2 separate regions of the Homo sapiens genome follow, and region 1 is linked to region 2. A link is a loop called in an ENCODE intact Hi-C map of the cell type or tissue named here. Cell type or tissue: ovary. All regions are shown on one strand. Links, peaks and the distances in the headings refer to the core of each region. The heading gives the core; the rest is flanking DNA. Region 1 overlaps TARID (TCF21 antisense RNA inducing promoter demethylation). Region 2 overlaps TARID (TCF21 antisense RNA inducing promoter demethylation).

Region 1 (16,245 bases), core at 4,904-12,903, 54 kb after region 2:
GAAGAACTATGAGCTTCCCCCTGAAGAGATCAGTAAATATTAAGAGATTCTGGAATATTCATATCTTGCAAATCATTATTTAGTTCTCCCCCTTTCACTGCATTAAATAACATCACTGAGAGAAATTTAAACATCCGCTTTATAAGAATATCAAAGAACATTCCTAGATATTATTATTTGGTGGAAGAAAATTTGAATGTCCTGAAAAATTCCCACACTACTAACAGCTATAGAACCATTAAAGCATAAAGGACTCTCTTAATGACTTTCTGTGGCACTTCAGCGCATGGGGTCTAGGAACACTGTATTACAAATCTCCAATCTACTTCTATTAACAAAGAACCAGATTACCTCTGTTCATAGGCTTGTTAATGACAGCCGGTTTTTTCATTGGCTTACCTGAAGAGATATGCTTTGAAATAAACTTTGGAGAGCTTTATATATTTATGTGGAACTGTTCTCTAAAAAGAGGAAGGCAACACAGAAGTCAATAAGAACTATGAACTGGGAGCCAGGATGCCTGTGTTCTGGTCCATGTCTTGAGCCCATGTAGTGATCCAGGTCCAGGGGTGGCTTGTTCTTTCCACCTCTACTTCTCTCTTTGAAGACTTTTGTGCTTCCCTCATTAATAAAGATGCTTGGCACTTAAAATGTGTAAAATATGTGAAGACTCTTTACATTCTAAAAAGGAGAAACAAAATACTAGGGGGGAAGGGAACCAGAAGATTTTCACATGATTTATATTGTGTTGAAAACAGGGTGAGTAATTTTAAGGAGGATGTCCTTCCTGATGAGAGAACTTAGTAAGGACCTTAGGTTTCAAAGGCAGACTTAGAGGTAACTTAGACAATAGGTCTCATATTGTTTTATAGTTTACCTGTAATATGAGGAAGGACATCATTCTTTAGGGCACTCTGTAGCCTGTAGTACCAACATGAAACTAATGTAAGGAAGAATTTTGGATTATTCATACCAAAGTCTAATTGCAGCCCAAGCAATAATGTTCAGTACATTCTTTCTGTGTGATTATTGCTTTCTGTCTTTTTGTTCTTCAACCTGAGGAATGGCTCCAGTAGAAATGTAATTTTGAAATAGGTCCCGTATTTATGGGCTGCCAGAACATTTTTTTTGAAGTTGTATTTTATAACTTGGGTATTTGAGGAGAAATTATGCACGAATGCCCATCCAGAAAAATTCTCTTTATTACAAAGATTTGAAAACATATTCTGAATTAGAGATTTTCACTGGTTAGAAGAGAATGCTATTTCATCAATTCACTCATAAAGCAATAAGGATATAAAAACAGGAGTTCAGAGCTATAATAATCCTAACTTCTATTCACATGTATTATATCTGAAAAGGGGTCTGATTTTCTTTTTATGCAAACCAAAAGAATATTTAGCCATAATATTTCTTTTTAAATATTAAAATAGTTTGTTATGCAAAACAAAACAATTATGGAAGTCCTAAGTGATGAGATGATTATCTCTTCTTACTATACAAAGGAATCAAACATAATGGAATAAATAAGCAATGTGATGATGAGACTTGTTTTACGATAAATGTAAGACATCACAATCAAACATGAGCCAATGCATAGCCTCCATTTCAAATGAAATGACAGTCTGCTATCTTAAAAGAGCAGTTGGTTCATAAATTGACTATAAAGTGCTTCTTTTAGCTTTTAGTGAACATCCTTTTTTAAAAATGCACCCAGAGATAAGATATTCTCCAATGCTCAAAGTGGTCCTCCGATTACAGTAGAATTTTAGTGTTTACACATCCTAAAGGATTGGAAGAGCATGAGGCAATAGAGAATGCTGGAGTCTCATTCTTGTGACTAATTTTTTTGTAACACATCTCTTTCCATACTTTTAATGGCTAAACCTCTATAGATAGTGGATTAGCCAGAGCTTTTTCAGTGGCAAGTGACATAAACCCAAATGAATTTGAGCTCATGTAACCAAACTATGAAGGGGGTATGGGTGGAACAGAAATGCTCTGACAATTTATCCCAGGTTCTGAATGCTGTCAGCTTATTACCATTCAACACCCCCTCTCCCCACTCTCTCTCTCTCTCTCTTTCTCTCTCATGTTGCAGTCACTATCCTAGACATTGGAATACAATCATGAACAGAGGAGCAATAGAACTCTCCACCCTTATGAGGTAGCATTGTTTCATAAACCTTTAAGCATGAGTTTAGTGTAGTCAGACAGATGGGGAAAGGGCAACACTGGAAGAGGAAGCAGCGTGAACAGTTAACCAAGGGAGGGAAGTGCATGTGATGAAACATGCCAGTAATAGCTAGGGATCAAGTATGGGCATGAAGAGAGAGCTGAAAGCTAAGGTATAGTCGAATGCCAAAGACATTGGGTGCTACAATAACAAGTGAACAACTACGATGTCATTCTGAAGATGAGTCAGCAGAATCTGCAAATATAATAGGTAAAGAAGAGAGAATTGTCCAAAGTGAGTGTAAAGTTTCTAATTCTAGAAACTATGAAGAAGCATACCCCATTGCCTCCACTCACAGACTTTACATATAGCCACGCCAAACTATAATTGTCAGTATGAGTCAGGTTTCTCCAGGTAAACAGAACCAACAGGGTACAAACATATTTGAGAGACAGAAAGGAAGAAAGAGAGAGGAATTTATTATAAGGTACTGGCGTGATTACGGAGATTGAGAAGTCCCAAGTTCTCTAGTTAGCAAGCTGGAAACCCAGGAGAGCCAATGGTGTAAGTGCCAATCTAAAGGCCAGCAGGCTCAAGACCTAAGAGCCAATGTCCCAATTCGAGTCTGAAGGCAGGAAAAGACCAATGTCCCAGATCGAGGAAAAGGAGTTTCCTCCTGCAGAGGATCAGCCTTTTTGTTCTGTTCAGGCCTTCAGCTGATTAGATGGCCACCCACATTAGGGAGGGCAACTGCTTTACCCTCCCTAGAGGGCAATCCATCAATCAAATGCTGACGTGATCTGAAAATACTCTCACAAATACACCTAGATTAATGTTTGACCACATATCTGGGAAACCTGTGGCCCAGAAACTTGACAGATAAAATTAACCATCACAGCTGGGTTCCGGCACATTTTTGAGCCTTTGTTTACGAGAATTCCTTGGTTGGAAATATTTTCTCCACCCTCCTGCCCTTTCTTTACTCTCAATCCTATTAGCCGCCACCTTCGTCTTTGAGAATACCTGCTCATCCTTTAACAATTTGCTCAAATGTCATCTGTGAAGTCTTTTCTGAATTTCTGTGCCCCAGACTCATCATTTTTTAGTTCTCCTAGCACCCTACATTAACTACCAATATAGCAATATCATATTATTTTAATCTCTGGTTTAAACTTCTGTCGTCTTGTACTAAAATGTGATTCCCCCAAAGGTATGGATAATTTTTTCTTTTTACTGTTACATTATTTTATTTCTCCTAGGTATGTGTGTGTGTGTGTGTATATTTATATATATGTATGACTTGAAAAGAGGGACTCACACAGATTATTTGTAAACCAATGTTTGTAGCAGCATTTTTTCACAATAGCCAAAAGGTGAAAACAACCCAAGTGTTCAACAGATAAATAGATAAACAAAATGTGATATATCTATTCAATGCAATATTATTCATCCATAAAAAAGACTGAAGTTTTGATATGTGCTACAACATGAATGAAGCTTAAAAACATTATGCTAACTGAAATAAGCTGACCATAGTTTGTATTTTTTTTTTTTTTTTTTACGACAGAGTCTCTTTCTGTCACCCAGGCTGGAGTGCAGTGGCGTGATCTCAGCTCACTGCAACCTCTGCCTCCTGAGTTCAAGCAATTCTCTTGCCTCAGCCTCCCAAGTAGCTGGGACTACAGGCAGAAGCCACCACGGCCGGCTAATTTTTTGTAGTTTTTGTAGAGAAAGGGTTTTGCTATGTTGGCCAGGCTGGTCTCAAACTCCTGACCTCAGGTGTTCCGCCCACCTTGGCCTCCTAAAATGCTGGGATTACAGACCTGAGCCACTGCTCCCAGCCAACCATGTTTTATTCATTGTTGAATAAAATTCAACAGTGTTGAATTCATTTTATTCAACAATGAATACCTACCACTTAGCATGGCTCCTGGAATATGGGTGGTACATGTATAATGATTTCGTGTATAGATTTGGAGCCAGAGTTCCCGAGTTCAAATCTTAGGAACTTCACGTCCTAGTTATATGATCTGAGCTAGTTATTTAACTCTTATGCCTCATTTTTCTTATTTGAAAAGGGTCAAGAAGAGGTGAAACAAATGTACATATCTTGTAGGGTTATGAGGATTGAATTAATTTGTAAAGAGATTAGAAAAGTATCTGAAGGCCAGGCACAGTGGCTCACGCCTGTAATCCCAGCACTTTGGGAGGCCGAGGCGGGTAGATCACGAGGTCAGGAGATCGAGACCATCCTGGCTAACACGGTGAAACCCCGTCTCTACTAAAAATACAAAAAATTAGCCGGGCGTGGTGGCGGGCGCCTGTAGTCCCAGCTGCTCAGGAGGCTGAGGCAGGAGAATAGCGTGAACCTGGGAGGTGGAGCTTGCAGTGAGCAGAGATCGCGCCACTACACTCCAGCCTGGGCGACAGAGCGAGACTCCGTCTCAAAAAAAAAAAAAAAAAGAAAAAGAAAAAGAAAAATATCTGAAACACAGTAACACTAACAAATGTTAATTATTATCATTATCATTGTTCATGTTATAATGAATTTATGGATGAGATGCAGGTTGGAGAGAAGAAGTTCTTAATATTTAAGAGAATAGCTTTTAGAAAAAAACTATTAACTCTAAGGAAACTTAAATTGTTTTAAAAGATATTTTGTGTTGTATCACCAAGAGCATAAAAGAATGGGCACTGAAGCCATGCCGCCCAAATGGAAATCATGGCTTCACCATGCCCTAGCCATGTAGCCTTGGATAAACCACCTAACTGTCTGAGCTTCAGTTTTCTTTTCTAAAATGGGATTCGAAGAGGTTGTTATGAGGACTAAAGGAGACAATGCATGTAAAGTGCTTGACATAGTGTCTGGCACAAATTAAACACTGTTTAATAAATGGTAGCTGATATTAATAGTGTTAAACTAATAGTCTTCATTGAACTCTTGACTCTCTTCGATTAAAAATATTAGTCAGTGATTTTTAATATTCTATCCCCTTTGATTTTTCCTACAATTTTAAGGGAAGGACAGGCTTTTTTATGTTGTAATAAGGTTTTAGCTAGTTTTCCAGAATGCCTACATATGTAGTCATAAACATGACATTCCTCCAAAGCTGACCTCAATCATTTATTACTGCCTAGACATGGAGGAGCAAAATTCTTCATCTTTGTGTAATGTTAAGCTCAGTGCATGTCCTAGTTTTAAAAATAAGACAATTATGCAGATAGAACAGATGGATTGTATCGGTGGGTGTTTATCATTTTTTAATATTTTGAAACCAGATGTGCTACATACACATTGCTGGTTGCCTTCTAAGGAAGCTTCATTGGTGGGTTACTAATCTTTAATAAGAAGTTACAATGTTTTCATCCAACTTAAATCAACTATTTTTGATATACAATTGGACAACCACTGCTGCAAGCCTTTAGAAAATAGAAAACAGATGCTTAATACAAGAAATACTATCAGCCAAGAAATTCCTGATGATCTTTTTATAAAATGTAAACTTACATATTTTATGGGTCCTTTAATGAACTGCTATAGAACAACTTCAGCAGTCAAAACATTTCATGAAAATAGACGTGAACAATTTGTCACTTGTTAGTATATTTACAGAAAATCCTTCAGTTGCACTCCTGGGAAAATGGGCATAATAGTGGTTCTTACTAGATTATTAACAACATCTGTTATTTGCTATAAACCTGATTGGATACGTTGGAGAAGGGAGGAGTTAGTATAAACAAACCGATATGCCTCTATTTCTCTAGGTGTTTCTGTTAGACCTGACAAAGATCCCTTGCAAGGGCATGAATACTTCTGTGTTTATTGTACTCACAGGAGAAAGGTGGAGTTCAGAGCCATGCCAGAGAGATTGTGTTGTGTTTCAGGATGTCTTTGGCAGAGAAAAGTCCGACAGAGACTTAGACCCTTGTGAGTAGAATTAAGGACCAGAAGAGTCTAAAGGGAGCCTTAACATCTGTCCATTAGGACAACCATTAAATCAACCTTCCATTGGCTCAGTTCAACTCTAAAACTGAAGACAAGGAGGTAGCTAGTTCCATTTCCGAATTGTGCCTCTGCCGGATGCGGTTGTATGTACCCTGTACCTCCACAAACTGGGACATCGAAGCAAGGATTGGTAGAGTGGGAATTAACCCCTCCCATAACTCCACCCCATCACCAATGTCAATCTCATATACCCTTCACCTTGGTTTATGATTTCTAATGCTGGTTTGGAGTATAAGAGAGCAAAGTGAAGAAAAAGTAGAAGAGTTGATAGACAACAATCTAAGGAGCAGGGCAAGTAGTTTGCACTTAGCATCATCCCAAAGAAGAGGATGGGCTTTTAAGCAATTTATATATTAAAAAAAAAAGCATCTTGCCCATTCCTCTTCGCCAGTGTCCCTGGGAGGAAATGGAGGCCTGATCATCTGATGGTGCTAAAGTCAACAAATTTACAATAGAAAAGGATTTTCTCTCCTGGAAATATACCCAAGCTATTTTCTTTGTTTAAAAAAATAAAGATCTGCTCTTACGATCCTTTGTGAAGTTAAAAAAAAAAAAAAAAAGAAGGAGATACTACCATACTAATAATTTGCTGCCTGTGGAAAGGTTTAGACAAATAGGCTTTCTTACCTTAGTAAGCAATGAGTGGAAATCCCCATCTTGAGAAAATTCAACATAAAATACAACATTTATAGCTTAATGACAGTGTTACTATCAAAAGACTTAGGATATCCATAAATCTGAGCAGGTAGCAGGAGATGAGTAGGCTCTACTTAGTGATATATACTTTTCAAGATGCATAAATATAATTAACATGCTCATAAGGAACTTACAGGCTTCTAAAAGTAATACAAATAATGTAAATATGGCAGAGACTGCTATTTACTAATAAATGTCTCTTTTAAACATCCAGCTAAATGGCTGCACACCCCTGGCAATTAGGTGTTACATATTATTAGATTCCCATTAATGAAATGTAAGCAGAAGTATTGTTTGGGATTTTTAGAAGGCTTTCGAAGGGGAGCTAATTCGTTTGAGAAGAGGGCCTTTTTATTCCTTTCCTTCTGACTTCCTTTCTCCTGTTTACTGGAATATGTATGATTTGAGCTTTATCAGCCAGCTTGAACAATTAGGTGATTTTCAGGATGAAAGTGCTAGGTTGGGCAAACACCAAAAAATAGAATCTAAGACTGGATCATTTTGAGCAAGGAATCTAAATACCTAAATTCCTAAACTGAGAGATCCCAATTGCGTTTACATTAAATAACAATGAAGTCTTGTCTTATTTGGACCAAAACGAATATTAAATGCTACACTAAATTACTATAATTAATCCTGGGAAGTGATAAGTGCTAATTTATAGATACAAATCAAATACCAGGAGAAGGGAGGAAGGGGAAATCGTGATGATCAGGGAGGAATTGCAGAGGAGATGGTGTATTAGTTTGCTCAGCTGCCACAACAAAATACCACAGACTGAGCAGCTTAAACAACAGAATTGTATTTTCTCACAGTGTTAGAGATTGGAAATCAAAGGTCAAGGAGCATTCAGGGTTGCTTTCCAGTGAGGCCTCTCTTCTTGTCTTGTAGACGGTGACCTTCTTTGAAGGGTGTGTCCTTATATGGCCTTTCCTCTGTGCACATGCAGAAAGATTTCTGGTGTCTCTTCCTCTTCATATAAGCACATCTGTCCTGTTGGATTAGGGCCCCACCCTTATGACCCCATTTAATTTTAATTACCTTAATTCACTCTCTAAAGGTTCCTACCTCCAAATACAGTCACACGGAGGGTTAGATCTTCAACATATAAAATTTGGGGAGAAATAATTCAGTCCATAACAGGTGGTATGCGAACTCAGCTTGTAAAATTGAGTAGGACTTATATATACAGAAACTTCCACTATTAGAAACCAGGGGATCAAATACTTGGAGGTAAGAATATCCAGGTTACACACATAAAACAGGAGTTAGTCCAGTTGATTGAACTATAAAGGCCATAAAGGGAATTGGACTATAAGAGTCATAAAATAAAAGAGTTGGACAGCAAGTTTGGGGTTTGAATGCCAGGTTCAAGTGTGTACTTCATGGTTCAGAGAATGAAGAGTCATTGAAGGTTTATGAGCTGAGGAATGACAGGATCAGAGTTGAACTTCAGAAAGATAATTTGTGAGTAGTGTATGAGAGATTGGAGTGAGTGGAAACTGGAAGCAGAAAGACCAGTAAAAAGACTATTGCAATCGTTCAGGGAAGAGATAATGACTTGAAAGTTATATTCGATTAAATGGAATCATTGTTTTGCTTTTAAAGTGGAATTCTTAATATTTTCCTTATCACTATTTTTTCCATTTGATTTTTGGCATTCTCATTCTGCAGCTTTTCTTCTGGCTTTTTGTGTTCTGAGGATTTAATCCTACTATTGAGAAAGTCCTATGGGGAAATACATGAAATTCACACCTAGTGATTAAGAAATTTTTGGAAGTGTCACAGGGAGAAAAAAATCACCTGTCAGAGATCCATAATGCCCACAATGCAGTTGGATTTGGCTATCCACCTGAAACCTTACAGTTTTCGTATTCATATATTCATAAAAAAGTATGTCACAACTACAAATGTAACTGTCTATGGAAAATGCTAAACTTGGCATTTGAATTTTATTGAGATGTTATTCAACTACACAACCTGACTACCAAATGAATGCTTACCATGTTATCCATACCATTCAAAATAAACACCAATGTTTATTATATAAATAGGAATTTAAAAAACAAAACAAAAATTGTCAGCAAAACCACGTGTATAGCAAAAACAGCATGTTTTGCGTGTATTTTAGCTACAAGTTGTTTAGTTTTTCATGTTTTTTTTTTTCAAAACAACCTCATTTCTTCTCATGCTGGAGTTCAGCTAATTGTTCTATCTATGATAACTAGAACTACAAACCATTTGGCATTAACCCAGCTGATACTTAGCCGAAATAATTTAAATAGTTATTGTTTCCAAATAGCCCCTCTCATTTAATTGCTATTTTCTTTCCCAGACTAGAAGTCCAGTGGTTTATAGCACATCCTTGTAGTTTCTCCATAATGCCAGAATCATAATCCTCTCTCCTAGTTTGCAGAGAAAGACTACCTAAGAAAATAAATCAAGAAAATATATCATTAATCAGTAAATAGCTACTGACTTGCCATCAGGAGCAAGAGTGGGCTAGGCACTGTTGCGAATACAAATATAAACCCTGCTCACTGACTTACAAGCTCTGGTTCCAGACAATAAAAATAAAAATAATAATTTTTCCCAAACTCTTCCAACTAGAGTTCCAAGAGCTCCAGCCCACCTGAAATTCCTCTGGAATCTCATTCCTGTGCATGTCTTTCCTCTGTTCAACTCCCCTGCAATACTTTCTATTGTGGAAAAATACACATAAGATCTACCATCTTTGCCATTTTTAAGTGTACAGTTCAATGGTGTTAAAACAATCATAACAGTGTGCAATCAATACCATTATGCATCTCCACAACTCTTTTCATTTTGTAAAACTAAAGCTCTATACCCATTAAATAAGAACCCCTCCCCTCTCCTCCCATGCCCTGGAAATCACCATTCTACTTCTTGTCTTTATGATTTTTACTACTTTAAGTATCTCATATAAGTGGAAACATAAAGTATTTATCTTTTTGCAACTGGTTTATTTCATGCAGCATCATTTCCTCAGGGCTCCTTCTTTTTTAAGGCTGAATAATATTCCATTGTGTATATACCACATTTTGCTTATCCATTAATCTGTGGGTTGACACTTGGATTGCTTCCATGTTTTAGCTATTGTGAATAATGTTGCTATGAGCATGGACGTACAAATATCAAGACCCTGCTTTCAATTCTTTTGTGTATATACCCAGATGTGGAATTGCTGGATCATATGGTAATTCCATTTTTAATTTTGGGGGGAATTGTCATAATGCGTCCTACAGCAATGGTTCCATTTTAGATTTTCATTGACGGTGCACAAGAGTTCAGATTTCTTCCCATCCTCACCAATACTTATTTTCTGAATCTTTTTGATTATAGCATCCTAATGGGTATTAGGTGGTATCTCATTGTAGTCTTGATTTGCATTTTCCTAATGATTAGTGATGTTGAACATCTTTTTATGTGCTTATTGTTTATTTGTATATCTTCTTTGGATAAATGTCTAATCAAGTTCTTTCCCATTTTCGAATTGGATTGTTTGTTTCTCTGTTGTTGAGTTGGAGGAGTTCTCTATATTATTCTGGATGATAATCTCTTATCAGAAGCATGATTTGCAATATTTTCTCTCATTCTGTATGTTGCCTTTTAACTGTTGATATTGTCTTTTGATACACGTTTTTCAGTTTTTATGAGGTTCAATTTGTCTATTTTTGTTGTTGTTGCCTATGGCTTTGGTTCATATCCAAGAAATCATTGTCAAACTCAATATTGTAAGGCTTCTGCCCTGTGTTTCTTTCTAAGATTGCCATAGTTTTGGTTCTTACATGTAGATCTTTGATCCATTTTGTGCTTGTTTTTGTATATGTTGTTAGGTAAGGGTCCACCACCACTCTTTTGCATGCAGTTATCCAGTTTTTCCCAGCACCATTTGTTAAAAATACTCTTTTCCTCACTGATTAGTCTTAGCATACTTGTCAAAAATCATTTAATTATGTATGTGAGGGTTATTTCTGAGTTCTCTATTCTATTTCACTTATCTCTATGTATGTCTTTATGCCTGTTCCACACTATTTTGATTACTGTTGCTTTGCAGCACATTTTGAAATCAGAAAATGTAAGTCTTCTAGCTTTGTTCCTCTTTTTAAATATTGTTTTGATATTTGGGGTCCCTGGACATTACGCATGAATTTTAGGATGGGTTTTTATTTCTGAAAAAAAATACTTGGGATTTTGATAAGGACTGCCTTGAATCTGTAGATCTTTTTGTGTAATATTGACAACAATATTAAGCCTTCCAGTCCATGAATGTAAGATGTAGTACCACTTATTAATGTCTTCTTTAATTTCTTTCAGCAATGTTTTGTATTTTCATTGTACAAATCTTTCACCTCCTTGGTAAAGTTAATTCCTAAGTATTTTATTCTTTTTGATGGTATTGTACACAAATTTTAGTAATTTCATTTTCAAATTGTTCATTTTTAGTGTACAGAAATGCAACTAATTATTTGAATTGACTTTGTTTCTTGATGCTTTGCTGAATTCATTTATTAGCTCTAACAGGGTTTTTTGTAGAATATTTAGTTTTCTACATATAGGATATTATCTACAAACACAACTAATTCAAATGTTTACTGCTTCCTTTTCCACCTGGATGTGTTTTATTTCTTTTTCTTGCCTAATTGCTCTGGCTGGGACTTCCAGTACTATGTTGAGTAGAAGTGACAAAAGTGAACATCTCTGTCTTATTTCTGATCTTAGAGGAAAACCTTTCAGTTTTTCATCACTGGGTATGATGTTTTCTGTGTTTTTTTTTTATACATGACCTTTATTATGTTGAAGTTGTTTTCTTCTATTTCTTGTTTGTTTAGTTTTTTTTTTTTATCATAAAAGAGTGTTGGATTTTGTCAGAGGCTTTTTCTGCCTCAAGTGAGATTATCATAAAAGTTTTTCCCCCTTCATTCTGTTAATGTGGTATATTACTACATTGATTAGTTTTTGTATTTAGAACCATCCTTGCATTTTGGGAATAAATCTCACTTGGTCATAGTGTATAATGCTTTAAATATGTCATTGAATTTAATTTGCTAGTATTTTGTTGAGGATTTTTACATCAATGTTCATAGGGATATTAGTCTGTAGTTTTCTTTCCTTATAGCAATCTTGTCTGGCATTGATATTAGGGTAATGCTGGCCTCAAAATTAGTTCCTGATGAGTAGGAAGTGTTTTTTTCTCTTCAACTTTTTTGAAAAGTTTGAGAAGGATTGGTTTTAGTTCTTTAAATGTTTGATAGAATTAACCAGTGAAGTCATTAGGTCCAGGCTGACTGTTCTATGCCAGGAGAATTTTGCTTGCTGACCAATCTCCTTACTAGTTGTAGTACTATTTGTATTTTCGATTTCTTCATTATTTAGTCTTGGTAAATTTTGTATTTCTTGATATTTGTCTATTTCATCTCGATTATCCAATTTGTTGGAATACAATTGATCCTAATACCTACTCTCTTATAATCTTTTTTCATTTCTGTAGAATTGATAGTAATATTCCTATTTTCATTTGTGATTTTAGTAATTTACTTCTTGTCTTTTGTTCTTAGTCAATCTAGCTAAAGGTTTGTCAATTTTGTTGATCTTTTCAAAGAACTAACTTTTGGGTTTATTAATTTCCTGTATTGTTTTTCTATTATCTTTTTGGTCTTTGCTCTAATCTTTATTATTCCCTTCCTTCTGCTAGCTTTGAGTTTAATTTGTTCTTTTTCTTGTTCTTTCAGTTGTAAAGTTAGGTCATTGATTTGAGATCTTTTTGTTTTTTAATGTGTTTAAATTTATCCATTAGCACTGTTTTCACTCCACTGCATAAGTTTTGGCAAGTTGTGTTTTGCTCTTATTTATCTCTGAGTATTCCTAATTTCCCTCATGATTTCTCCTTTGAGACTTTCATTGTTAAAAAATGTCTTGTGGCTGGGCGCAGTGGCTCACGCCTGTAATCCCAGCACTTTGGGAGGCAGTGGCAGGCAGATCACCTGAGGTGAGGAGCTTGAGACCAGCCTGGCCAACATGGTGAAACCCTGCCTCTACTAAAAATACAAAAAAAGTCAGCCGGGCTTGGTGCCGGGCATGTGTAATCCTAGCTACTCCAGAGGCTGAGGCAGGAGAATTGCTTGAACCCAGAAGCCGGAGGTTGCAGTGAGCCAAGATCGCACCACTGCACTCCAGCCTGGGCAATAAGAGCAAGACTCCATCTCAAAAAAAAAAAAAAAAAAAAAAAAGTGTTGATTAATTTCCACAAAATTGTGAAGTTTCCAGTTTTACTTCTGTTATTGATTTCTAAATTTAATGCATCGGGATCAGCTATTTTATATGATATCTGTCTTATTAAATTGATTGCAACTTAATTTGTGGCCTAATATATTTTCTATCCTAGAAAAAGTCCCTTGTGCACTTAAGAAGAATGTGTATGCTGTTGTTTGGGGTAGAATATTCTGTATCTATCTGCTAAATCTAGTTGGCTTATTGTGTTCTCTATTTTGATACTTATTTTCTGTTTGTTCTATTTATTATTAAAAGTGGGGTGTTGAAGTTTCCAACTATTACTGTAGAACTGTCTATTTCTCCTTTCAATTCTGATATGCTTTGCTTGGTATAATTTAATGCCATTAGGTCTGTCATTAGGTATGTAAATGTTCCTGTTTTTTCTTCTTGCTGTATTGACATTTTTGTTAATATCTATAATGTCTTTCTTTGTCTCTTGTAACCATTTTTATTTAAAGTCTATCTTTCCTGATATTAGTATAGCCACCCCTGCTCTCTTTAAGTTACTATTTACGTGGAATATCTTTTTCCATCCTTTCATTTTCAAGCTATTTGTGTCTTTGTATCTAAAGTGAGTCTCTTGCAGACAGCATAGAATTGGATCATGTGATTTTTTCCAGTCTGACAATCTTTGTTTTATGATTGGGGTGCTTAATCCATTTACATTTAAAGTAATTACTGATAAGGAGGGACTTCTGTCATTTTGCTCTTTGTTTTCTATATGCCTTGTAGTTTTTTTGTTCCCCATTTCCCATGTTGCTGTCTTCTTTTGTGTTTAGTTTTTTTTAAGTGAAATATTTTAATTCCCTTCTCATTTCCTTTTGTATATATTCTGTAGATTTTTTTGTGATTACCATAGGAATTACATATAATATCCTAAAGTTATAACTGTCTAACTTGAATTCATATTAGCTGTCATTTAATAATGTACACAAATTCTATTCCTTTACAGCTTCATCTCCACCATTTTTGGTTACTGATATCAGAAAATTGTGCCTTTATATATGATGTGCTCCAAAACACAAGCCAATCATCCCTCTAAATACATTAGTCTCCTAAATTATGTAGAAAACAAAATGTGGAATTACAAATCAAAGTTACAGTAACACTAACTTTTTTTTTTTTTTTTTTTTTTGAGATGGAGTCTTGCTCTGTCGCCCAGGCTGGAGTGCAGTGGCACAATCTCAGCTCACTGCATACTCTGCCTCCCAAGTTCAAGCGATTCTCCTGCCTCAGCCTCCCAAGTAGTTGGGACTACAGGTGTGTGCCACCATTCCTGGCTAATTTTTTGTATTTTTAGTACAGACGGAGTTTCACCGTGTTAGCCAGGATGGTCTCGATCTCCTGACCTCATGTTCTGCCCACCTCAGCCTCCCAAAGTGCTAGGATTACAGGTGTGAACCACCACGCCTGGCCCTAACTTTTAGACTAATACTTTAAAAAAAATGTATTAGTCTCTTGAATCACCTAGGAAACAAAAGGTGGAGCTCCAAGCTAAAGTCGCAATAATATTAGCTTTTATAATTGCCCATGTATTTACCTTTATTAAGATCTTTATTTCTTCACCTGGCATTGAGGTAGTTTAATGTCCTTTCATTTAACCCTGAATAACTTCCTTGAGCATTTGCTGGGGGCCGAGCTAATGGGAATAAACTCCTTAAGTTTTTGTTTATTTGAGAATGTCTTAATTTCTCCTTTACTATTGAATGAAAATTTTGCCAGATATAGAATTTTTGTTGGCAGATTTTTTTTCTTATAACACTGGCCTTCAAAGTATCTGACGAAAAATTTGCTGATGATCTTATTGTGAATCTTGTGTATGTAACAAGTTGCTTCTCTCTTGCTGGTTTCAAGATTCTCTCTTCATACTAAGAAACAAAATTGACTGAAATTAATCACAATTTACTGTCTAAGCCTTCTTCAGGAAGTTGTAAACCTTCAGTAGAGTTCAGAGTTCCCAAATAGTTATATCAGATTCTGCCAGTGCAATTGTTGTCTAAGTAGGAAGACAGATTCCTGGTGCTTCCTACTCTGCCATCTTCCTGGAATCCTTCCTATGCTTGCCTCTTAATGTTGCTTCTCCATGATCACATTTCTATTTTTGCTCTACAGCCATCTCTCATGTTTCTGTTCTATAGCTCTGGCTGCCAAGTGATGCCTGCCACTCATGCAGTAATCTGATGCTTTCTCTTTCTCTGCCTGTTGGTGTTGGTTGATCTAGATCCATTCTCGGGGTAGTGCCCACCTGTGTTTCACCTGGCTTCAACACAGCCTTTTCACTACCCCTGCACTACAAAGCAGCCTACAAAGCAGAGCTTCTTGGTGATCTCCAGTTCTTGTAGATATTCTAATTTAAATGAAATGAAGAATATGTTTCTTTATAATTTTTTTATTATACTTTAAGTTTTAGGGTACATGTGCACAATGTGCAGGTTTGTTACATATCTATACATGTGCCATGTTGGTGTGTTGCACCCATTAACTCTTCATTTAACATTAGGTATATCTCCTAATGCTATCCCTCCCCCCTCCACCCACCCCACAACAGGCCCTGGTGTGTGATGTTCCCCTTCTTGTGTCCATGTGCTCTCATTGTTCAATTCCCACCTATGAGTGAGAACATGCGGTGTTTGGTTTTTTATCCTTGCAATAGTTTGCTGAGAATAATGGTTTCCAGCTTCATCCATGTCCCTACAAAGGACATGAACTCATCATTTTTTATGGCTGCATAGTATTCTGTGGTGTATATGTGCCACATTTTCTTAATCCAGTCTATACAGAGAACCCCTATGGGGAAAAAAAACTCATTCTAAGGAAATGATAAAGTGCAGTAAGACCATGGAAGTGGAAATCTTTTTTTTATTTTAGTCCCTAAGATGGTCCTTCTGTCCGGTTCCTGTGATCCAGTATTAGAATTTTTTTTTAAATTCTAATACTAAAATTTTTTAATTTTCTAATACTAAAATTTTTTTAAAAAAATTAGATTTTTTAAAAAATTCTAATACTGGATCACAGGGACCAGACAGAAGGACCATCTTAGGGACTAAAATAAAAAAAAATATTTCCACTTCCA
Region 2 (16,245 bases), core at 5,108-13,107:
ATGCTCTCTCCAAACCCATCTGTTCTGAGCCTCATCCAGTGCCTCACACAGAAGCAGTATAAACAATAAGTATAGTCCTGGGCTAAGACTACTTTGGTTTATATCTTGGCCCTATCGTCTCTCAGTTGTATGGTACTGGGGAAACTGCGTCCCATTTCTCTACTCCTGCTTTTATTTGTAAAATTGGGAGATGATGGTGTTTACCTCATAAGCATGTTGTATGCATCAAATGCATTAATATACAAACTTAGCACAGTTCCTGACACATGTAAATGGTCAATATATATTAAATAAAATATAGAATTAGGACTCTTTGAGGTGACTAATGTAACCTGTTAATTAGCACTAATGTACTCATGAATGTCTGTGGCTCTACATTTTTCCTAACCCTGAACACAGATGTGCATTTTCCCATTTTTATATTAAAGAAATGAATGGTTTCCCGGGAGTTCCCAGCACCATGGCTTACGACTGAGGCAGATGTTTTGGGTGGGCATCCGTTCTGCAGGCCTCAAATCACACCCCAGAAGTCCCCTTTGCATCCCAAGCTGGCCCTCTGCATGGGCAGTTTGACAACCCTGGGAAGTCAGCACCCCTGACAAGAGTGATTAAGAATTACTACAAGAACCACCACAGCCACATCTTATCACATGCTTTAAATGTTGTTGGGGTGGCAACTAGATGTGTTTTCACGCACACCTTACTAGTGTCCTTTTTGGGCCCCTGAGGGAGATATGAAAGCACAGAAGGGCATCTATAATACAAGAATTTCCCTCTGCATCAGTCTTTAATAGAGTGTCTGTTGATCTCTACACTGCATTTTATGCTTCTATTGACCTGAAATGATGGGTAAAACTAAGGCTTTGGATTGGTGTACTTTTTTGTTTTGAAGTAATATTCTACATATCAGAAGCTGATTATATAACTGTTCAAAGAAACTGCTGTCCAAGTGTTGCATGGAAAACCTGGATTTCTTTTTCAACTGTCATCTACTTCCTTTTAATGAAATTGTAGGATAATGTTCTTTTTCTGGTTAGACTCAGACAATCATAGGGAATGAAAACAACAACAAAAAAATCAATCTTTTACCAGTGTCCTGCTTTGTCCCCTTTAGTGGGTCTGACAGTCAGGAATTTGTAAAACGTTTGGCATTATGTGTGCAAGAATTTTTTCACATGACAGGCATTTTCTACTGAGTCCACTCGGCATCTTTAAACATCACTATTGAGCCAGTGCCAAGTGCCAGTGTAATTAGTCAAACTCAGGCATCTGAATGGTTTGGTTCAATAACCCACAAGGCTTTTATTATAAAACTCCAGCCTGGTCAAGAATTGGTTTCAAAAGAAATCATGTACTTGATTAACTAGGATTTTTTTTAAAATAAAGAAGTTACAGTAAATATTTTAGAAAGCAAAACAAGAGGCAGACACATGGAACATTTCTGTCTGGACCAGAGTAAGATTCAGAATCCAGAGTATAGCTCAGAAAGCCAATATCTTACTGAATTTACCAAGAACAGCTGCACTGTGTAGCAGATTTGGACTAATAATGAGAGCTATCTGGTATTGCTTTTCCTTGTAAGATTGGTATATTTGTATTCTGCTCTTATCAAGGGCAGAGTGTCCTGGCTAATAAAGATTGTTTTTTGTATCAAATGAGTAACTAGAATAATCTCTAAGAACCTCCAGTGAGTTACTGACCACGCACATGGCCACATGTCTTCTATAGGAAAAAGCTCCTTCCGCTATTTACACATATTCATGAAATATTTCTCCATTCTATTTTCTCTGACTTTTTTCTGCATCTTTTATTTACTTACAATAAGAAACATGTCTTTCATTTAAGGAACAATTAAACAACATTAGGCAAAAAAAAAAAAAAAAGCACAAGGTAAGATATCTGTGTGTGAAAGAGACATTAAAATATCAACTTCAAACAGCATGGGGGAGAAAACAGTATGTTTCCCATTTCTTTTCCAAAACAAAGGAAGTAAGAAATTCTTTCATGGTTTTTGTTTGTTTTTCAAATCACACTGTCCTCAACTTTTAAAATAATAATCTTCCTTGACAGTCATTTAATAATTGTGAGTGATCTATGACTTTATTATAAAGTACTCATCTAATGATCTATTTCCTTTACCCCAGGGGCCAAGTACAAAGCTAGAGAATTATCTTGGTGATACTTTTAATAACTTCCTGTGGGATTGCAAGCTCTAACTGCAGCAGACTCTGCAAAGGAGTTAATCATGTAATTTCACAGATTAGACACCACAGGGTTACTAATGAGAAACTTCGGTTTAGTGATAAACTTTTTTTTTCCAGGAATATTTTGAGAGGCCTGTAACCTTTGGCTGACACCCAGCAAGGCTATTAGTTTAACCATGGGATGCACTACCAAATGCACGAGAGTCAGCAGAACTTCTTTTCTGGAAAGTTGACTGTAAGAATAGTTTTGTTAAAGAGACTTCAGAAACAGATGGGATGGACAAAAGGGAGAAAAAAAAAAGGCAAGCATAAAAAAAAAAACTTATCAACTTCCGTTGGTTGGCATAACTTCAGCTTCCAGTGTCTTTTCAACCATATGCTCATGATGGAAACCGCAGTTCACATTTAAATGTCATGCTGCCCTCTGTTCCATAAACATGTATCATCCATCACTAAATATTTAGATCTGAATTGTTGGAGCTGAGCTCTGTGCCAGGGGTAAGGGGATTAATTCCTTTCAAGGCACTCACATGATGGATTTTCCACTGAAGTAAACATCCGAGAAGAGCTCACACTAAAGCCATAAACTATATAAATAAAGTTTAAAGTTTAATTAAGTTAACATTATTTAAAGTGGTTGTCATATTTTATGGCAAACTTTTCGTGTTTATTTTGTGTGACTCCTAATAAATAGCCCCTCCTAATCAGACAAAAGGCACAGCTAGGTTAAAGTCAAGGGCTCCAAACTTAGGGCCGGAAGAACATGGCTGAGTTGGGGGTAATGCAACATTTTCCCATTAGGCTTTTTTTTTTTTTTTTTTTTTTTTTTTTTTTTCCCGAAAACCAGCATGTTAGCTAGACACTGAGTCAAGATCCTGTACAGGCAGAATGTTTCAAAATCCTTTAAGGATTTATCAATTGGACTGCGGGGAGACAATATAATCATATAGATAAGAACACAGGAAGGCAAATAAAAGTGAAAAACAACTTTCATTTTATTTTACTATTTTTAGTTCTCATAATAATAGAAATCATAAAGATAATAGCTAATTTAAATACGTTCATACTGGCTTATGAGCTTCTTAAAATTATTAATTAATTAATTAATTTTTTAAAGATAAGATCTCCCCTGTCACCCAAGCTGGAGTGCAGTAGCGTGATCATGGCTCACTGTAGCCTCAAACTCCCAGGCTTAAGTGATTCTCCCATCTCAGCCTTCTGAGTAGCTAGGACTATAGGCATGCACAACCATGCCTGGCTAATTTTTTATTTTTTGTAGAGACAGGGTCTTTCCATGTTACCCAGGCTGGTCTCGAACTCCTGGGCTCAAGCTCAAGTGATCCTCCCCACCTGGCCTCCCAAAGCGCTAGGATTACAGGTTGAGCCATGGTGCCTGGCCTTAAAATAATTTTTTTAAAGATAAATCACTTAAATGTACATAACTCCTACTCCTCAAAGGTCAGTATTCTACGGCACCCGATTTTTGTCCATTAATATTAAATAGGGAAGTTGTTAATAATACACTTTCATGTGTGATAAATATGATGTTTAAGGAGAAGGAGCAAGTAAAAACAAGAGGATTTCCTATGGCAAAGAGTCGAAGCACAGTTGCCTCTCAATAAGGACTTTTTCCTTTGCAAGAGCTCCCTCAACATGACATTGAGAGTCCTATTTTTTCCCATAGAAAGAAATCCCTATTCAAAGAAATATTTAAGCTAGAAGAAAATGTTTAGAGTTAGGTAAACCTTTAGCTTAACCCTGACATTTTTTAAGAAGAAAACTGAGGCTGAGAGAAACTAATTGTCCAAGTTCACATAGTTAACTGGTAGCAAAGTAGTCCTAGAACATGTCTCCTAATGCCCATCTTACTGCTTTCCTACCCATAATATTCACCAAATAATGCAGATCTTTGCAGAGGAAGTTCATGGTAGGTATTATTGGCAGGCTTTGAGAAGATAAACTGGCAAAGCTGTGAAGATTGTAATAATATCTTTGATGGTTCTTAGGATACATGTATTTGGAGACTGGATTACTTGGAGTAAGATGCTTAATCATTGTTTCAATTTCTGCAAGTGTAAAATGCAGGTACTATGAAGATTAGAGGTAGCATTTGCAAAGTGCATCCAGCATATACACAGCAGACACCAGTGGCATCAGTGATCATGGGTATCACATCCACACTTTAGAAGCTACATATTAAGGACAAAGTGTCTTTCCAAATTATTAAGTTGCTGCCATGGCTGAGGATTATTTCACTTATTTTGCTAAATTGGGGCTCACATTTATTTTTTGACATTCCACAATCTTCTTTATATACAGAAACAAAAAATCTAAATAAATTTGTTTTTTGGAGTAAAAATATGTGTTATATCAAATGAGAAAATACATGCCATCAAAATGTTTATTATCACTAGGACTAGAGTTTGAAGTTTTAATGAACTGAAAAATTTTTTTAAAACACACTGTTTTGGCCTGGCATGGTGGCTCACGCCTGTAATCCCAGCACTTTGGGAGGCCAAGGCGGATCACGAGGTCAGGAGATGGAGTCCATCCTGGCTAACACGGTGAAACCCCGTCTCTACTAAAAATACAAAAAAAATTAGCCAGGCGTGGTGGCGGGCGCCTGTAGTCCCAGCTACTCGGGAGGCTGAGGCAGGAGAATGGCGTGTACCCGGGAGGCGGAGGTTGCAGTGAGTCGAGATTGCACCACTGCACTCCAGCCTAGGTGACAGAGGGAGACTCTGTCTCAAAAACAAACAAACAAACAAACAAAAAAAAACACCGTTTTAAGCAAAACACAAAGTTCATTTCATTCTTTTCTATTGAGAAAATGTCTCTTCACATGTTTACATTTAGCATATTTAAATGTGGTGATTAATCATACATCAAATGAATTAGGAAATTAACAAACATTCAATTATAATATACGTATATTTTAGGCATTTGGTCAAAGAAGACTAAAAGAAAAAACTTACTGATAACAATATAAAAACTAAAACTATTTCAAGGACCTAAATCACTACATACAAACTCTCTCCTTTTTAAAATTTTATTTAGTTTCTTTCAAGTTCATACATTATTCTGAATGTGAATTTTTAGTTCCATATCACTTCTCTCCATATTTCTACATAGTTCTCTTCATCAAAAGCAGTGAAACTATTGCACTTTTTACATTAATATATCACAGTCTGCTGAATCACTCCTCTGGAGATTACATGTTTCATGAAATAAACATGCGATTAAAGGGAAAAGAAATGAAAGTGAAATTATACTTCTACACTAAAAATTTAAAATTAAGATTATTACAGACATGAAAACATTATGCCAAGGCAGATGATTTTATGAAAACTTGCATGCAAAATGATAACTCTAATTGAATTATTCACTATTTCAACATCTAGTAGATCTATTATGAGATCTATTTGAAGATACATTTAAAATTCACTAAAACAAAAATGGTAAAGCATAACTCTACTCACCTGATGGGCACTATGGTATTTATCTTTTATAAAAATTATTTCGCTGGATAATTCTAATGGTTTAACATTCTTTATTAATTTGCATCTTCTAAAATTATCTTTATTTTTCTGCTGCCTTTGAGTCATATACATTTATAAATAAATACATATACATTTATATCTACAAATAGCTAGACTGAGGAAGTTATCACTATTTGTTACCTTCCTAGGGGTAGAAAAAAAATCAATTCGAATATGGTAATTTGTATGTATTTAGTATTTTCCTTTATTTATTTATTTTTTGGAGACAGGGTCTCACTCAGTTGCCCAGGCTGGAGTGCAGTGGCACAATCATGGCTTACTGCAGCCTTGACTTCCCTAACTCCAGTGAACCTCCCACTTCAGCCTCCCTAGTAGCTGGGACCACAGAGACATACACCACCATGACCGGCTATTTTTTTTCATTTTTATTTATTTATTTTTTCGAGACAGGGTCTGGCTCTGTCACCCAAGCTGGAGTGCAGTGGTGCAACCACAGTTCACCGCAGCCTATATTTACTATTTTCAGTAGATGGATGACCAAACTGTCCATAGGGAAATTTTAATAAGTATGTGAAAAACATAAAAAGCCATCCACAAAACTCTGCTTTCTTTTCCACTGTGCTGCTTACAAAAAAAAAAAGAAACCTTTCCTTGATTCATACCTAACCTCATCCAACTAGGCTTTCAGGAGTGTGGTTTCCGATGCTCATAAATTGGTGACCTAGAAGGCACGCTGAAGTGTGAGTTAATTTCATTAATGTACTCTGAAGGAAAGCGCATGTGCAGCTAGTATTTCCAAACCATTTATTTGTCTAAACAATTCCCCTCACTGAGTTATTTATACATTATGTGGTGGAACTAGAGTGGGTGCGAAAGGTACAGTCAAATGAGAACCTTTCGAGATGTAACTCACAGGTAGTAAATCCTAGGCTTTTATCAAGGACACTCTTCAGTAAGCAGAATATCCATGCAGAAGCAAAGGCTTTCAGAACAGAACAAGTCAGATAATGAAGACTTACACTCTTAAGCCTTAGCTATTCTACAAAACATTTATTACTAATACATCAATTTATTCCACAAATATTTGTTGACTAACTCCTGTGCAGTTAATGAAACCTAATGAATAGTAGACTTTCTGTATCTTCTACCTGGGATGAAAAAGTCTTTTAGGATTCCTTGTGAATCTTATATCAACACACACACACACATACACACACACGCACACACACACACACACACACACAGAGAAGCATATATGCATGCATTTTAAAAATGTGTGTGTAAATGTATATGCATATGTTTGGTCTTAATAGAAGATTCATATTAATTGGTTTTTAAATAAATTATGTATGTATTTTCAATCTAAGTAAACACATATCATTCCATGTATTTTGGCTTTATTGTATCTCATGAGAGAAAAGAGGGATGAATGAGATTAAATTCTTAAAACAATCAATCCATAAATATCACCAACTCTTCAGTTTATCAGTTCTAACTAAAAAATGTGGTTTTCATTTTAGATAAGGGTTGAATGAAAGAGGATAGTAGGAAACGACTTCGCTTTTCTTTAGCTAGAATGCCTCGCAAAGAAAGTTCAAGAGTCTGTAAATTAGTACAAATAAGGCTGTTATTTCATCTACATCACAAAGCCACTGACTTAATAGCTCACTTTCAAGTGTAGACATTATTCATTTCACCTATATTCTATCCAAACTATAAGCCATAACATTTCTAACTCATTAAAATGTAAATATCAGTGGAAAGCCACTATGCTTCCCTGATAAAATAGTTCTTAACTTAGTTGTGTTTTGACATTATTTTCATATTCAGTGTATAACTTCTATGTAACTGTATTATTAATAAACTCATAACCCAGGTGATAACAAAGTCCAAGACCTTTATCTATGTAGCATGCTGAAATCTTGGCATTGTCATAGGGCTACATATTGTTTAAATATAAAACTAGCAAGTATGCTTTGGTAAGGAACAGGTTGGGAATATGAAGGTGGAAACTGTCCTTTAAGGATCTTGAAACAGCAGGTCATCATTTATAATATAAAGCCATGGATTTAAACAATTATAAAAATAATTTTATGTAATAAGTCATTAATATCATGGAAGTTAAAAAGAATAAACCTGAAACAAGGAATTTAATTGAAAAAAGCACATGCATTCAACTTGAGCCAGCATGATCATTTTACACTGTTACCATTAACTCCAAAAATGAGAGGAAAAAATAAAATCCCAAGACTGTAGTCAGAGATAAGAATTAGAGAAATAAAATTTCAAATTTTAGTAGTAAAAACTAATAAATCCGTTCTTACTTTACTATGAAGAACTACCTGAGACTGGATAATTTATGAAGAAAAGAGGTATAACTGACTAACAGTTCTGCAAGCTGTTCAGGAAGCATGGTTGGGGAGGCCTCAGGAAACTTACAATCATGGTACAAAGCAAAGGGGAAGCACGCACATCTTCGTATGGTGCCAAGAGAGACAGCAAGCGAAGGGGGAAGTGCTACACACCTTTAAAGAACCAGATCTCAAAAGAACTTCATCATGAACTTCATCATAAGAACAGCAAGAGGGAAGTCCACCTCCATGATTCCATCACCTCCCACCAGGCCCCTCCTTCAACACATGGGGATTACAATTCTACATGAGATTTGGGTGGGGACACAGAGCTAAACCATATCAGTGGGAGTGTAAATTAGTTCAACCATTGTGGAAAGCAGTATGGCAATAGCTCAAAGAGCTAAAAACAGAACTACCTTTGGACTCAGCAATCCCATTGCTGGGTATATAACCAAAGGAATATAAGTCATTCTACCACAAAGACACATGCACGTGAGTGTTCATTGCAGCACTATTCACAATAGCAAAGATTATTGTGAATAGTAAATAGAATCAACCTAAATGCCCATCAATGACAGATTGGATAAAGAAAATGTGGTACATATACAAGATGGAATACTATGCAGCCATAAAAAAGAGCAAGATCATGTCTTTTGAGAGAACATGGATGGAGCTGGAGTCCCATCCATGTTCCATCCATTATCCTTAGAAAACTAACACAGGAACAGAAAACCAAACACTGCATGTTCTCACTTATAAGAGGGAGCTAAATGATAAGAACTCATGAACACAAAGAAGGGAACAACAGCCACTGGGGCCTACTTGAGGGTGGAAGGTGGAAGGAGGGAGAGGACCAGAAAAGATAATGATTGGGTACAAGGCTTAGAACCTGAGTGATGAAATAATCTTTACAACAAACCCCTGTGACGAGCTTATCTATATACAAAACCTGCACATGTACCCCCAAAACTAAAATAAAAGTTAACAAAATAAAGAAAAATAGAAACTCGCCCAAGATCATGCAACTTGTAAATGGTGGAACTGGGGTTTTAAACCCAGGAATCTTGTTCCCAAGGCACTGTGCTATGTTGCCTGGTTGGAGGAGCTTAATAAACCTCTTTGAGTGAAAAAAATAAATGAAATAAAATGTGGTTTTAAAGGAAATACTGAACTTGTTTCAATTGCATCTCCATTTTTATTTCCCAGGAACCAAGCTAAGCTTTAGCTTAAACTGTAAAACAGTTGAACTGAAATAAAAACTCAAAAGGGGGGTTACTTGGCAGAAGTGTTGATATGAGAATTTTGAAGGAAAAGGTGTGGTAGATGGTTAAAAAAATGGCCACCGATTCTTCCCATCCCTGCATTCATGCTCTTTGCAAAGTGACTTTGTAACTACGCCCATCAAGAGCTGAAATCTGTTTCTCCATCCCTTGAATCTAATCTTGACAATGTGACCTACTTTGGCCACAGACATGGAAAACGTGACACAAGCAGAGGTTTGCCCTCTTGCTACTGGAAACATTTCCACCGCAGCGTGAGGAAGCCCAGACTAACCTGAAGCAGAGGCTACATGGGGGAGGACTCAGGCACCCTGATGGGCAGACAGCCTGCCCACTGCCAGCCTATGAATGACAGCGCCTGCCACAGCCAAGGTGCCGACTGACTGCAGTGAGCCCAGTTGAGGTCAGCAGAACTGCCCCACTGAAAGCCAGATTTCTGACCCAGAGAATCATGAGCTAATTCAATGTTTTTATCCAAATCAAAGTTTCATGGTAGTTAGTTAAAATAGCAAATTCTGTAACAAGTTAATTTAAAAAAAATGGAATCCTTAATCATTTTTTCCTGTAGAGACAATAAATTTGAATTTAACAATGTAAAATTTTTCATGTTTGGTCTCACTTCATGATCAAGTAATGTATTTCGTACATGGCTTGGTTGCTATGGAATAATTTTCCTCTGAAGAAAGTTAACTGACTTCTTTAGTAATGAAACATAAGATTCTAGTTTCACAAGCATCCTGCTTCTGGAATGGGGAGGCTTGGCTCAGATACTATTTTCAAAAGGGTCTCTGCAGCCAACTGAATGGTGTATAGTGATCAGGCCACATTATAACTTTCAGGAGCCCTAGCCCCTTTTCCTGTACGGGCAACTTCCTTCATAAAAGATACTGATAATTATGGTTTATGACTGCATTGGTATAAAGATGAATACACTCATATTACATATTAAAGCCTTTTTTTCAACTTAAAAGTTTGGTTTTCTTTTCTTCTGACTTTAAATGAAAATAAAATATTTTTCGTTGACTCCCAAAAAGATTGTGGATCCTGGGCACTGGGCTTATTGTGTCTAATGAATAAGTCAGCCTAGCCAAATATTATAAAGGTCAGCTGATTTACTTCTTTCTTCCTTCCAGATCTTCAGAGCTGCTATTTTATAACCACGGTTGAGAAGGGGTGTGTGTGTGTGTGTGTGTGTGTGTGTGTGTGTGTGTGTGTGTGTGTGTGTTTTGACAGTGGCCTCCTTTTATGACTAAAGTAGGTAAGCCACCCCTCTAGTTTCTCCCACACCCATGTCTTACAACGTAGGGGCACCCTGCATAAAGGCAACTATATAGAGATTGCAGAGGACGTAACCATTCATATCCTACAATGGCAAAAAAAAAAAAAAAAAAAAAAAAACCCACACTGGGGAATCTTTAGTATAAACATTAATAGTTTCTCACGTCTTTGTTTAGAGAATAGCCCGAGGATTTCTAAACTTGTAGATCTTATTCATTCCAGAACTGTTTCGCTTATGGCCACATAAATCTTGATCCTTTAGAAGTTCCAAGATTAAGACTCTTTGGAAACTAGAATTACAGAGAACTCACAGGTGAACCATGTAAAGCAAATCTGCTTTGGGCCATTCAGGAGACATACCATTTGCTGAGATAGTTTGAGTCTAGCTCTCATATCAGTTATAAAGAATAGAGACTTGGGGCTGGGCATGGTGGCTCACCCCTGTAATCCCAGCACTGTGGGAGGCTGAGGCGGGCAGATCACGAGGTCAGGAGATAGAGACCATCCTGGCCAACATGGTGAAACCCCGTCTCTACTAAAAATACAAAAATTATCCTGGGGTGGTGGCATTCACCTGTAATCCTAGCTACTCGGGAGGCTGAGGCTGGAGAATCACTTGAACCAGGGAGTTGGAGGTTGCAGTGAGCTGAGATCATGCCACTGCACTCCAGCAAGACTCTGTCTTAAAAAAAAAAAAAAAAAAAAGAATAGAGACTTGCTTAAGAAACACTGAGAGTTTGGTAACAATTATAGTTTTCTTGTTGTTTAATGAGGTTGCATTGTTTTCTTCTGATTACAAAAAGAGAGACATATTCAATGTAGAAAATTTAAATAACCGTCCTTTTGTAGAATAAAAAATGAAGACTATGAAAAGTTATATACAAGGCTGACAGGCCAGATGTGAAAGTGTAAGGTTTTATATAATTTTTTCTCTACCTACAAACACATTTAGGTGGCATTTTATTTTTTTAATGTATTTCATTTTGAATCTAGTCTTATAAAAAGCTCAACCCTCCAACATGTTCCAAAGTGAAAAAGTAACTATTTTAAAGAAAGTTTCCATGAGAGCTACAAGAGCCTATGGCTTACATTTCCTTATAAGTTTTAGATTTCCCTATCCTCTCACATTTTGCCTGGCATATAAATTAAAAAATAGTCCGCTATTCACAACTCTCCTCCTCAGTTCATGCCCGCTTTTAAAATTAAAAAACTATAAAACAATAACCATATAACTCCCATGATGTAAAAGAAACCAGAAATTCATCTCAGTCATACCTCATAGCTCTCCAGTTTATCAGGATCTTCAACCTATTGACCTCCGTGTTTTGTCACCATCTATTGACCCATCTGACTTGCCTTCTGTTCCCCAGAGCCTGATGTCCAGGTTACATCATTTTCATGTGGCAGTAATAACCTTGTCTTTGCTCAGACACTGGTTCCTCAGGGTCGCATGCTCTGACATGCAAAGCCCAGAGGTTGAAATGAGAATGGAGGGCAGGGAGCACATTTTGCAATCTTCCCCCTTTCTCTTCTCCTCTGTCTAGGAGTACTTGGGAAAGCCCTATATAAACACAACATTAGAACAAGTCTAGTTTTGTATTTTGCATCTTATTGCCCCAGAAGGTACTGAAATGCTTTAGAAACTAAAATATACTCAGACAAAAACTGTCCTCAAGGCTGCCTTTCCCTCTTAGACTATCTCAAATCTGCAACTTCAGGTTTGGAAGGTATCATGGAACTCTATTGCACAGTCAGTCATGTAGTACCCAGAAGCAGAGGAATTCTCACCACCTGCTATGGAAACACCTTCCAGCTGCCACAGCATGCCAGAGCCAAACCAGTAATAGGAAGATGGGCATCATCTCAATGCTCATAGCACACACTCGGAGATCACTTATTCATTGCATTGTCTTCACACCTTACAAGTTCTTGTACATAGGTCATCCCAAGGACTATAAGGCATCTTCATTGTTCTGGGCAGGTGCAGATGGTTTGGTGACATGAACTTAGACAAGGTTAAACAGCAAAGAAGGTGCAGCCTGTGTCTGCGGCTCTCAGTTCAGGATGATGCTGTGGACCATGGGCTCTGAGGTCTGTAATAGATCTCAGTGGTGTTCCTTCCCTCACTAACCCACCTCAATTCAGTCAGTCCCTAACTCCCTGTGCCATCAGCACTCCACAGCCAGTTGGAACAGATTGTTCAGACCCACTTATTGGTTGTTTTTGTGATTTCTGAGTCATTTCTCCAACTACATTATAAACTCTGAGGCCCTGTCCCTGGATGGCCTTATCTCCCCACAGGACTTCAATTTCCACATGTGGCCATTCCAATATATGTGCCCAAATGCATGTCAGTCATCAGCACGTGGATGTCCCACAAGGCTCTCAAAGGCAATGTTCAAAACAGAACTTACCATTGCTTCTAATCTTCAGGCCCTGACTCTACTCCCCCATTTGCTATCTTAGGGAACAGCATTCAGACCAGAAACCTGGTTGTCGTGTTGGGTTCTCTGACTCACTCCCCATAGCCATAAGTCATTGACACTCTTATTGCCTTAATAATTCTTCACTCAGTGTCTTTCTTTCTACTCATGTTGATAGGACCGAGGAACTCATTATCTCTTGTCTGAGTTGCTGCAGCAGCCTTCCAGCGACTTCTCACATCCTTCTCTTGATTTCCCAAACCAAGCAACACGTTGGTGGGATATTTTTCTAAAACAGAAATCTGATTATGCAACTCCTACTTAAAATAATTCAATGATTTCTTCTTCACCTACCGCCATCATTCACAGACAAGAAGCTCCAGGAGGACCATGGTGCATCTTCTTAAAGATTAATTTATTTGAAGGTAAATAATTCAAAGTCTACTAAAATTGATATAATATAGAGTAGGTTACAAAATTCACATTTGTTTTTAAACCTGGAAGCTCCAGAAATTTTAACATGAGCTACAACCATTTCAGGTGATGTTCCTCTATCTTCAGAGGATAAATACTTGCTCACAATTGCTGTTAGGAGTAATATGATTTAAAAAGGGATAATGAATGGATAAGATCCAAATTCCTTAACATGGTTTATAAAGTTTATTTTGATCTAGCCCTCCTTGTCTTCTCAGCTTCATAAGTGTCTTCTTAGGCCTCACCCAAGCACTAATCTGACTAACTCCTAGTTGTCATTACCTCTCAGGCATGGCTTCATCAGAAAATCTTCCTTCTTTCCCTCCTTTCCCAATCTGGTTTTAGACTTCCCTTCTCTACAATCCACCAGCATCCTGGGCCTACTTCTATCATAGCCCCTTCCACATTGCTTTGATGTTGTGGTTTTCTTATGTGATTCTTCCATTAGACTGTAAGCACCCTAAAGGTAGGTGTCATAGAGCTTTGAAAGTTCAGTGCCTAAGATAGTATAGCATACATGGTAGGTGTTCAGTGAAGCTTATGATTAGTTGAATAATCACCCTCCACAGAGCACAACACAGGTGTTCAATAGATGTTTAATTTAACAATTGATAATCAGAAAATAGACATTTCTCATTAACTCTTTCCCTTTCCTTTTGAGCATTCATAATGTTCCACCACTAATTCTTAAAACCCAAGTTCCCACCCTCTAATCACAAACTCCTGTTGCGAGGGGGGATTGCTGAAGGGAGTCTGATAGGACACAGATCAGTGCATCTGCAAATTGATCCTTCTCAGTACCAAGTGGGCTTCTTTGTCATCTGACAACCTTTTAAATTGTCCTTTTCCCTCAGTGGATATTTCAAATATTCACCACTGTCATTGATTCCATTAACATTTCAGTATGAAGTTCACTCTCTAATTCATAGTTTATCCTCAACTTTTGCCCTCCATTTAAAACACTGACAGATTCATCTTTATCTTGTGTGTTCTTCTGTTTTCTTTTTCTTTTATGGGGAAAGTTATCCTCTTCTCTTCAAGAGCTTGCCCTCCAGGCTCTAGGTGCCAATAATCACCTGACAGCAAATTCCACGAATGCTTCGCCTTGTGTATTGTAAGTGGCCATCTGTTGCATTTGACATCATTACTGATCTTTTTGTAAGTGGAAGTCCCCTTGGTTTGAGTGATAGATTATCTTACTCTTCAACTTCTTTGTCCTTTGTGCACTGTTTTCTAGAGTTCCATCCTTTACTGTTCTTTCATTACCCATATTCTCTCAATAGAGAGAATTAGATCCTTCTACTCTGAAGGATTTAATTGCAAGTGATATACTAATATTGGCCAGATTTGTATACTCTGCCATACAGCTCCTAGACATCTCAACCTAGAAGCTTTATGGAGATTTCAAACTCAAAAATCAATAGCTTATCATCTTTATCTCATCTTTCTTCTTCTAATACCCTTAAAGTTCTCTTTGTCTTCTGTTTCCTCTCTGGGTAAATTGGCAGCATCATCAAGTTGCCCAAGTCAGAAACCTGGGAACCATCTCACAACATCCCTTTTTAATGTTGATGAAGAGCTCTTGACAATTCTTCCTCCTAATCTAATCTCAGTTTTTCCCACCCTCTTTAATCCAGCTGTCAATGCTCCTGCCTGGTCCTCACCAGCTCTCACATGCTGTGTTACAGCAGACCCTAATTGTCCCCCTTTCAGGCCTCACCTCTCCCAACCCACAGTTTTTACGGCTGCCAGTGTTGGTTCTCTGAGTCAGCCCAGATATTGCTTCCTGTAGAAACTCTCGCAACACCATCCCCTGGGCAGATATAGCTGCTTTCTCCAGTATGAATCTGAGACCTGGTACAGCATAAAGTTCTCCTGTAATCTTTTACTCTGTTGCATTCTTTCATTTTCTGTTTCTTTCATTTTCTCTCTTCCACTTAATTGCAAGCTCTTTGATTACAGAAGTTGTATCTTTCTGAATTGCTTAATAAATATTTATTGAATGAAATGTTTATTGAGTGAATTCTTCCAATTCTTTGCCTTTTTCCACTTAATTTCACTGTTATTGTTTTTTATTTAGAGGTAGAAGAGTGTAGCATTTATAAGTTCAGGTTCTGCAGTGAGACTTTCTGAGTTCAAATCCCAGCTCCTCCTTAACTTTGCAAGCTCTCTCATTTTTCTGTGCCCAGTTTCCTGATCTAGAAACTGGAGATAATAATAGTAACATTTTCCAGGAAATTATGAGGACTAAGTGAATTAACATGTAAACATTTGAATTTCAGACTATTGCCTGACACACATTAAGCCCTTAGATGTTACTTTTATTATTGTCATATTTTTTCTTTTTTCATCTCTTCTTCTTTCCTTCCTTTTTCCCCATTCTTTTTGTTTGTTTGGCATTCAATTTTCTTCCTTCTTCTCCTATTACTCTCATATTTACTAACAGCTCATAATGTCCCAGCCACAGAGAAGGTCCTGCTATGAGGAGTCACACAAACAAATACCTCTGTAAGGTCATGTTGATGTGACATTTAGAGATGGAGTAAACAGTTGCATTGTGGCAGTGGTCATGCTCAGGAATTTGACTGCAACACAGCCCTCTATAGCATGGAATGCAGAATAATCTCACTCCAGGACCCCGTCCAAGGCAGGGTGGAGCATTTCTAGGATATTATTTGTGTTATGACTCCAGGCATGGGACTACTGCAGGCTTCATGGCTGTTTCTTTGTGG

What was found. Hi-C counts contacts between places; a loop is a spot of excess contacts. Peaks named below come from ENCODE experiments on the same cell type or tissue, not always from the same donor. Only the 100,000 strongest peaks of a DNase experiment are listed, where the experiment ranks them.
Region 1: it touches region 2 in a loop (2.3-fold over the local background); 3 of 110 quality-filtered maps call a loop at or near these places.

What each region holds. Positions count from the first base shown.
Region 1 is chr6:133,577,111-133,593,355 of GRCh38, reverse strand. All of the region lies in intron 4 of TARID (TCF21 antisense RNA inducing promoter demethylation), which reads left to right. Among named protein-coding and RNA genes, the nearest start is that of EYA4-AS2, 130 kb to the right of the region's middle. In ovary, for the core only: no CTCF peak of the experiment used is centred there; no DNase peak of the experiment used is centred there.
Region 2 is chr6:133,631,479-133,647,723 of GRCh38, reverse strand. The region is part of intron 4 of TARID (TCF21 antisense RNA inducing promoter demethylation); the gene reads left to right. Among named protein-coding and RNA genes, the nearest start is that of LINC01312, 180 kb to the left of the region's middle. In ovary, for the core only: no CTCF peak of the experiment used is centred there; a DNase peak (open chromatin) is centred at 9,628; H3K4me3 peaks cover 261 bases; H3K27ac peaks cover 1,441 bases.